Regions from separate parts of the Homo sapiens genome. Here region 1 is linked to region 2. A link is an interaction called in ENCODE POLR2A ChIA-PET data of the cell type or tissue named here. Cell type or tissue: OCI-LY7. All regions are shown on one strand.

Region 1 (5,000 bases), 280 kb before region 2:
TCACCCAGGCTGGAGTGCAGTGGCGCGATCTCGGCTCACTGCAAGCTCCGCCTCCCGGGTTCACGCCATTCTCCTGCCTCAGCCTCCCGAGTAGCTGGGACTACAGGTGCCCACCACTACGCCCGGCTAATTTTTTTGTATTTTTAGTAGGGACGGGGTTTCACCATGTTAGCCAGGATGGTCTCGATCTCCTGACCTCGTGATCCACCTGTCTCGGCCTCCCAAAGTGCTGGGATTACAGGTGTGAGCCACCACGCTTGGCCCGGGTCCAGTCTTTTCAAAGGGAAACTCAGACTTAATGTTGAAATAATATCAGTTTCCAATATTTTTATAGTGTTCTGTAGCTTGGGAACTAATTTCACATAAATCAGCTCATTTATTATATGTGAAAACAGCATTATTAGTGAACGTGAATTCCAGGAAGACTCATACACTCTCCAAACCAAATGAATGATTCCTTCGTGGTTTTGAAATAGATGGGGATGGAAAATTCAGGGAAATAAAAATCTAGTCTCTTTTTTAGTTATTCTTTTAAGTTATATTCACTAGTATGAATGAACTATTTTCAGCCTATGACTTTTTCAAGACATCAGGATATGCCTGAGTGCCCTGACAAAATAATGTACATTCAATACTATAAGAGAATTTCTAAAGAGAATCCATCCTGTGAATGCGGAGGTGGTTGTCTCTAAACACAAAGCCCTGTACAACATTAAAAAACTAAAACCTAGAAAATAGAAGGCTTTACCTTGATGAAAGGTAGAGGTGATCTTATGGACACTGTATTCTGCAGAGCTGCGGCAGCTGGCTGAATGCCCATAGCAGAAACACTGGGTACAGCCCTCAGGGTTCCCCCCATCCAGATTATAGTAACCTGATCGACACCTGCAGTGGCATTGTAGAAATCAGGATATTATAGGTTATTTTTTATTCTATAGAAAAAATATGATGAATGAGTCAGCCTCTCTACCTTCTCTTCCATTTGGCCCTATTAATTTTCAGAGGAGGGAAATACCAGATTTTGCATATCACCCCCACCCCCAGACCACCAGATGGACAATCACGACCCCCCTAAATTAGACGGCATAAGAAACATTCACTTTCTGTTCCTTTGTAGAACAGAGCCACATTTGTCTTGGTGGTCTGGCATCTGAGTAGTCGGCCAGTCCTTGGTAGGAAATTGAGTGGTGGTCAGATGAGCAGAATGGGTGTGGGCAGGGCTATGCAATGCTGCCCTGTCCTGGAGCTACTGTTTAATGGTGACAAAGACTGGGAGGTGGGGACCAGGAAAGGTGAGGCTCCTGCCTCAGCACCACTCAGCTCTATTGACCCCCTCCCCAAGACCACTTAGGTATTGATCCCCATCTCTGACTCTTGTACCTGGGCTCTGGCTCACTGGGGAAAAGGGCAGGTGAGGATATGACAAAGAAAAAGGATGGCTAAGACACTCTCCAAAAGCCAGGTGTAAGCTTGCATTCCACCTCTGCTCCCAGCTCAATCCCTCCAGTGGCTTCTATAAGAACCACGACTAACAGGGGCATCCTCGATGCTGGAGTCACAGAGAAGAAGGCAGGGGAAGCTGGGGAGGACTTGTTTGTCCTCTGCTCAAGTTAACTACATCCTTCCACATGAAATAATGTGAAATAACGATAGTTTCAATGATTATTTATTTAGCACTTATGTTGTGCCAGGCACCTTGTGTGTGTTCTCTCATTTAACCTCCCTCCAACCCTATGAGGAATTGCTATTTCCAATTTTCTTAGATGAGGAGACTAAGGCCAAGAGGTTAAGAAACTCTTGACATATAGCAGGTACATGGCTGAGGCAAGATTGAAATTCATGTACATCTGTCTCCAAATCATGTAGTCTAAGCCACTGCACCACATGTTGGGGGGAATGTTCTGAGTACAGTATCACAGAAAAGCAGGGTAGCTGTGAAGAGCAGGTGCTTCAGAGAACAGTTGTAACTAAACAAGCTTTGTTTTTTCTCTAAGAGCAAGAGTTAAAAGAATTATTATGGTTTCTATGGAGAAGAAACCTGCTGATTAAAAGAGCTTAAAAAAACAAGGAAGGATGGGAGGGGAGGAGTGGGGAGGGAAGACAAAAGAAGGGAAAGGAAGGGAATTAGGCAAAACTAAATGATTGTGTTTAGGAACACACTGGGGTCATAAATTATGAAGCAAAGAAAGAAAGCGATTACCATAAAAGTCAGAATAGTGGTCACTTCTAGGGAGGAGGGGGGCATTGTCACTGGGACGCAGTTTTAGCAGAGGTCTATTTCTTACCATTGGTGGTGATAACATTTCTTTTATGTGGCATTCTATTTCTGTCTTTTATTTTGAAATTAAAAAGGCTTTCAACAAGTGACTTCCTTTTTAACACTTAAACTTTATGTCCCTGCCTTCACCTCAGCAGCCAGAAACCCCTGAAAACACAAGCTAGGAGTGTATTTGACATTTCCTCTGTGCAGGTATAAGTGACTGGCAGGGTGCCAAAGAACTGCTTTCTTACTTTTAAGGAAATGAGGAGGAAGCCTTTGCTTCTGACGCCAGCCTCACAGCCCTCTGCTCAACAGCCTCTGGGAGGGAAGAGTTTAAAGCCAGAGCACAGTTGTACTTAAGGCACGTCCTGCACCGGCAGCTTGGGGGGATGGTGCCTCACTGCTCCACCTCCTCCAGTGTGGCTTGGCCCAAAGGGCTCTTACCTCCTCCCAGCCCCATGCCCATTCATGTGTGTGCATGTAACTGCCATCCTATCCCCAGGGCAGTGCCTCTTCTGTACACGATGGTTATATATGGCCATATGCTGTGATAGGCCCTCTTACAAGAATTTTCGCAGCATGTTTAATTAGGCCAGGCCTTTCCTGCAACCAGCCTGTGTCCCAGGATCTCACTATTGATTACTGCCTCATACAGAGCACCTGGGATTTGGAGCCAGCTGGTGGGAGGAATCTCTGGGGTCCTGTGCCTCTCCCAAAGTCAAAATAAAGAGAGGGTGCCCAGAGCAGAGTATGGAGTCCAGTGAGATTTGGGTGCTCAGTGTGTGTGTGTGTTTTTGCTGTTGTTGTTGTAAAAGCTTAGTTTTTGAGGACAGAGAGCAGGAAGAAGGTCATCAACGTTTGTCAAGTATCCCTTTTCCATAATTACACTCGGAGGATTAATTCTCATGCTAGTTGGCAAGGGACTCTCTCTGCTGTTTGTAGGGCCACGGTTCACACAGACCTATCACAGCGTTCTCCAGTGACAGCTGGCTTGCAGACACAGCGGCCCGCGTCACAGGGCCCTGCGATGCCAGCTGGGTCACAGTCACACTTGGAGTCTCTGGGGAAGAAGAAAAAGAAAATTAGGGACATGCTTCCAAATGCTTCACAACTATGCACATAAAAATCAACTGCTCATGAGCAAACATCACGAAGCTGGGCAGTCCTTCTTCGATGAGGCTTCTCCTAGCCATCCTCGCCCGTGCGGACCTCTCTCACACACTTAAGGACTCACTTGCCTACACAGTGCTGCTCAGAGTGTACTTGGTGGGTAGCAGCTGGGCCGAGAACTGTCTGCCACTCCTAAAGAGAGCAGGGGTTTGTGCCAGAATGTAAACCAAGTTCATCACTCAACTGTTTAGTTTACTTTGGTTCACTGTTTGGCTCAGTTTACATTTTTTAAAAAAATTATCATTTGTTTCCCTATTGTTTAATTAAATGATGTCTGCTTTTTATCATGATTAATTCCATCTACCTGCTATTTTATTCCATTCAGTTCTTTCTGTTGGTAATTCCTCAATTGAGATATAATTCATATGCCATGCAATTCACCCATTTAAAATGTACAATCCAATGGTTCTTAGCTGATTCTCAGAGTTGTACAGCCATCACCGTCAATATTAATTTTAGAACATTTTGATCATTCCGGAAAGAAATCCTGTGCCCTTTAGCAGTTGTGTCCCCCACCCTGCCACATCTCTTCCCTCCAGTCCCACCTCCAGCCCTCGGCAGCCACCAGTCTACTTTCTGTCTCTCCAGACTTGCCTATTCTAGACATTTCCTATCAATGGAATTATACCATATGTGGTCTTTCGTGACTGGCTTCTTTCACTTAGCATGATGCTTTTGAGGTTCATCTATGTCATAGTATGTGTCAGTACATAAATTCTTTTTGGTGACAGAATACATATATTCTTTTTGGTTACTGTTTTCACTTTTCAGCTATTATGAGTAATGTTGCTGTGAATGTGTGTGTACAAGTTTTTGTGCAGATATCTACCTTCTCATTTCTCTTGGGTGTATACCTAGGAGTGGAATTGCTGGGATTGCTGGGTTTAATAGACTTTTGTTTGTTTGTTTGTTTGTTTGTTTGTTTGTGGCAAGATTTTCTCAATGAAGGTATCAGAGCTTTCACTGAATTCTGGCACAATCTCCCTATCTCATCCATCCCTGCTTCTGTCACCCACTTTGCACGCAATCATGTGTTTTATCTCATTGCTCAAAAACCAAGTTTATTGTCTCTTCTCTACTGATCCGTTCCTCCTCTGCCTGCCCTATGATCCCACCCAAATCCTGCACAAACCTGGAGCACCCTTGACCCCTCCTTCTCCCTCACATTCCTCATCCAGTCACATGCCAAGTCTAGCAATGCTTATGGCTGGAATTTCTTTGCCAATCTTTATCTTTGAATTCTCACGGCCTCCTTCCTTCTTAGCTCCCTCTCTACTGCTTATCTGGACCATCTGACAAACACGTATTCAGCATCTACCGGGTGCTCAGAACCGGGGATGCTAAGAGAAATAGGAACAGTCCCCATTCCATAGGAGTCCTATGCCAGGTCAGGTGTGTGGATCGCAAGGGCAGCAGGCACAGGGCCAGCTGCAGATGCACTGGACATCCTCAAGGTGCCTCTTCCCACTCCAGGCATGGGGACACAGAAGCAAACAAGACAGAGTCACAGGGGGCTTACATTTTAGTGGGAGAAATGGACAAACATGAATAGAAAATAAGATATGGAGTG
Region 2 (5,000 bases):
ACACTTCAGAGAAACAAAGCAAATATCACAGAGACTCAGGTATGATTTTGGAATTCATCAGTCAGAGAATTTAAAATTCATCAATAGCTGGGATACATGATCTATTGTGGGAAGAAAGAATTAATAATGAGTTTAAAGATTTGTCAATAGAAACTTCCCAAACAGAAATGCAAAGAAAAAGGAATGAAAGAAACTGAAGAGAACATTCAAGAACTGTGGGACAGTTTCAAAAGGTGTTAACATATGTGTAATTGTAATACCAGAAGAAGAAGGAAGAGCAAATGGATCAGAAGAAATACTTGAATTAATAATGATGAGAATTTTCCAAAATTAAATACAGACACAAAACCACAGATCCATAAAGCTCAGAGAACACCAAACAGGATAAATATCAAAGAATCAACACCTAGGCATATCACATTTAAACTGCATGAAACGACAAATAAAGAAAAAATATCCTGAAGGAAGCCAAAGGAAAAAACCCACATTACCTACTATAGTGAACAAGAATTTCTCAGAAGGAACTATGAAAATAAGATGAGAGTGGAGAGAAATATTCAAAATGTTGAAAGAACCACCAAACTAGAATTCTGTATCTAGTGAAATTATTCTTCAAATGTGAGCAAGAAATACTTGCTCAGACAAAACAAAACAAACAAAACTGAGAGTTTATCATTAGTAGGCCTGTTCTGCAAGAAAGGTTAAAGGAAGTTCTTCAGGGAAAAGAAAAATGAGAAAAACTCATGTCTACATATAGTAAGGAACAATGTGGGAGAAGGAATAAAGGTAAAATAAATTATTTTATTATCATTATTATTATTATTTTATTTATTTATTTTTCTGAGACAGGGTCTTGCCCTGTCACCCAGGCTGGAGTGCAGTGACGTGATCATGGCTCACTGCAGCCTCGACTTCCCAGGCTCAAGTGATCCTCTCACTTCAGTCTTCTGAGCAGCTGGGACCACAGGTGTGTGCCACCATGCCTGGCTAATTTTTTTATTTTTATTTTTGTGGAGGCAGGGTCTCACTATATTGCCCTTGCTGATCTCAAACTCCTGGGCTCAAGTGATCCTCCCACCTCGACCTCCAAAGTGCTGAGATTACAGGTGTGACCCACTGTGTCCAGCCTCTATTTTTCTTATTGTTGATTGATCTAAAAGATAGCTATTTAACATAATAGTGGTAATGATTCATTAGGTAATTAAAGCTCATGGATTACTGAAATAAATGAAACAATATCATAAAAGATGGGAGGATAGAATTGGAATACTCTGTTATATGGTATCTGCATGACATGTGAAGTAGTATAGTGTTATTTGAAAGTGGACTTAAATTAGTTAAAAATATATGTTGCAATCTCTAGGGCAAATATTAATTTTTTAAAAAAAGAAGTATAATTGATTTAAGAGAGTAGATACAATGGAACAAAATAAAATGCTAAATTAAAACTAGAAGAGGCAGGTCTGGGTGTGGTGGCTCATACCTGTAATCCCAGCATTTTGGGAGGCCAAGGTGGGTGGATCACCTGAGGTCAGGAGTCCAGACCAGCCTGGCCAACATGGTGAAACCCCATCTCTACTAAAAATAAAAAAATTAGCCAGTTGTGGCGGTGCATGCCTGTAATCCCAGCTACTCAGGAGGCTGAGACACGAGAATCACTTGAACCTGTGAGGTGGAGGTTGCAGTAAGCTGAGATCATGCCACTGCACTCCAGCCTGGGTGACAGAATAAGACTCTGTCTCAAAAAAAAAAAAAAAAAAAAAAACAAAAAACAAAAAAGCAACCAAAACACTAGAAGAGGCAGAAAAGAAAGGGAAAAAGGAAACAAAGGACAAGTGCAACCTCTGTATTAATAGAAACCAGCTACAATATGGTAAATGTTAATTATGTCAAAATAACTGTAAATGTAAATGGTCTAAATAAAAAAGCAGAGATTATGAAAATGGATTTAAGAAAACAATATCCAACTATATGTGATCTGTAAGAAACCCACTTTATAAAGGTTCAGATATGTTCAAAGTAAAGGGATGGAGAAAGATATTTCATGCTCATGCTAATTAATAAAAATCTGGTGTGGCTATATTAATTTCAGATGAAGCAGCCTTTAAGAACTAGGACAATTATCAGGACAAAAAGGGACATTTCATGATGATAAAGGGTTTGGTTCTCCAGGAAGATGTAACAATTCCTTACCATTCCTATTCACCTTCATACTAGAAGTTCTAAATAATGCAATAAGACAAGAAAAAGAAACAAAAGGCCTACAAACTGGAAAAGAAGAAATAAATCTATCTTTATTTGCAGATGACATAATTGTCTATGTAGAAAATCCCAAAGAATCAAAAAGGAACAAAACTCCTGAAACCGATAAATGAGTATAGCAAGTTTACAGGAAGCAAGGTTAATATTCAAAAATCAACTGCTTTTTTATATACCAGCAGTGAGCAATTTATTTTAAATTTTAAAAATTATTGACAATAGAACCAAAAATGTGAAATACTTAGGTATATACCTAACAAAATATAGGACCTATAATGCAGAAAGCTACAATACACTGATGACAATAAATGGAGAGATATCTTATGTTCTTGGATTGGAAGACCCAATATTTTAAAAATGTCAGTTCTTCCCAACTTGATCTGTAGATCCAGTGCAATCCCAGTGAAATTCATAGCAAAATATTTTGTAGATATTGGCAAACTGTTTCTAAAACTCATGTGGAAAGGCAGGAAACCTAGAATAGCCAAAAAGTAGAAGGACTCATACTACTCGATTTTAAGACTTACTATGAAGCTGTAGTAATCAAGACAGTATGGTATAAGTCAAAGAATAGATTAATGGAAGAGACAGATAGAACAGTGAAAGGAAATAGAGTCCATAAATAGAGTCCTTATATAGTCCAGATTAGAGAGTCCATAAGATCCACACATAGAGTAGACTGACTTGACAAAGGGCAAAAGAAATGTAATAGAAAAAGGATATTCTCTTCAACAAATGGTGCTGGAATAATTGAATATCTATATCCAAAAACGTGAACCTAGATACAGACCTTTCACAAAAATTAACTCAAAGTGGTCCATAAACCTAAACATAAAACTCAAAACTATAAGACTCATAGGAAATTATAGATAATCTTGTGTTTGGCAGTGGGTTTTTAGGTACCACAACAATACTGTATGTTATGTGAGAGAAAAAAGTCATAAGTTGGACTTTGTTAAAATTGAAAACTGCTCTGAAAAATACACTATTAAGAGAATGAAGAAACTAGCCACAGATTAGGAGAAAATATTTGCATAATGCATATCTGATAGACTTGTATCTAAAATATACAAAGAGCTCATAAAACTCAAACATAACAAACAACCCAATTAAAAATGGGCAAAGATCTGAATAGACACCTTACCGAAGAAGACACACAGACAGAAAAAAGCATATAAAGAGATGCTCAACCTCATTTGTCATTAGTAAGTTGCAAATTAAAACAGCAGTGAGATGCCATTACATACCTATTAGAAATGGCTAAAATCCAAAAAGCTGATAATATTAATTGCTACTGAGAATGTTGAGCAAAGGAACTCTCATTCTTTGTTGGTTAGAATGCAAAATGGTACTGCCTCTTTAGAGCACTGTTCGGCAGTTTCTTACAAAGTGAAACATAGTTTAACCATAGGACTCAGCAGTTGCAATCCTACTTGGTATTTACCCAATTAATTTGAAAACTTAGGTCCACATAAAAACCTACACTGAAATAAAAAGGATTACAAAGGAATAGTATAAATAAGCCAACAAATTAGATAACCAAGAATAAATGAACAGATGCCTAGTAAGACACAATCTACCAAAAATGATTCAAGCAGAAACATAAATTCTGACTGGCTCTATAACAAGTTAAGTAGATTGAATTAGCAAATGAAAAACTACTCACAAAGGAAAGTCAAGGACTAGATGTCTTCACTGGTGAATTGTGACACACATTTAAAGAAGAATCAACACTAATTCTTCAAAAACTCTTCCAGAAAATAAAAGGTAACAATTTCCCAACTCATTCTGTGAGACCAATATACTACTCTGAATCCAAAAGCAAAGACATCACAAGAAAAGAAAACCTACACGAATATCACTAATGAATATAGATACAAAATCCTCAACAAAATACTAACAAATGGAGTCCAGCAACATATAAAAAGATCAGTCACTATGACTAAGGTGAGATTTATCCCAGGAATCCAATGTTGTTTTAAAATACGAAAATCAATCAGTATAATATATAATATTAATAGAATAAAAAAACAAGACACACAGTCATCTCAATAGACACAGAAAAATCATATGACAAATTAACACCCTTTCATGATAAACACTCTAAAAAAAACTTGGAATAGAAGGCATTTTCCTCAACCTGTTTAAGGCTATCTATGAAAAACTCACAGCTAGAGTCATCATTTTTTGTGGTGAAAGAAGAGATGTTTTTCCCCCTACAATCAGGAGCATGATAAGGATATTTACTCTTGCCACTTTTATTCAAATTGTACTGGAGGTTCTAGCCAGAGCAATTAGGCAAGAAAAAGAAATAAAAAGCATACAGATTGGAAAGGAAGAAGTAAAGTTATCTCTATTCACAGATGACATGGTCTTGTATATAGAAAATCCTATAATGAAATACTGCTCAGCAATATAAAGAAGTAAATTGCTGGCCAGGTGAGGTGGCTCATGCCTGTAATCCCAGCACTTTGGGAGGCTGAGGCAGGCAGATCACAAGGTCAGGAGTTCGAGACCAGCCTGACCAACATGGTGAAACCCCGTCTCTACTAAAAATACAGAAATTAGCCAGGTGTGGTGGTGTGTGCCTGCAATCCCAACTACTCAGGAGGCTGAGGCAGGAGAATTGCTCGAACCTGGGAGGCAGAGGTTGCAGTGAGCTGAGATCGCACCACTGCACTCCAGCCTGGGTGACAGAGTGAGACTCTGTTTCCAAAAAAAAAGTAAATTGCTAACACACA

Evidence for each region. Peaks named below come from ENCODE experiments on the same cell type or tissue, not always from the same donor. Only the 100,000 strongest peaks of a DNase experiment are listed, where the experiment ranks them.
Region 1: POLR2A ChIA-PET joins it to region 2 with 17 read pairs; 3 of 35 experiments call an interaction of 5 or more read pairs at or near these places.

What each region holds. Positions count from the first base shown.
Region 1 is chr1:183,216,710-183,221,709 of GRCh38, reverse strand. LAMC2 (laminin subunit gamma 2) reads right to left here. Exons shown (of 23, transcript NM_005562.3): 4 at 3,222-3,320; 5 at 749-885. Among named protein-coding and RNA genes, the nearest start is that of LAMC2, 33 kb to the right of the region's middle. In OCI-LY7, no CTCF peak of the experiment used is centred here; a DNase peak (open chromatin) is centred at 2,509.
Region 2 is chr1:182,932,896-182,937,895 of GRCh38, reverse strand. All of the region lies in intron 5 of SHCBP1L (SHC binding and spindle associated 1 like), which reads left to right. Among named protein-coding and RNA genes, the nearest start is that of SHCBP1L, 18 kb to the left of the region's middle. In OCI-LY7, no CTCF peak of the experiment used is centred here; no DNase peak of the experiment used is centred here.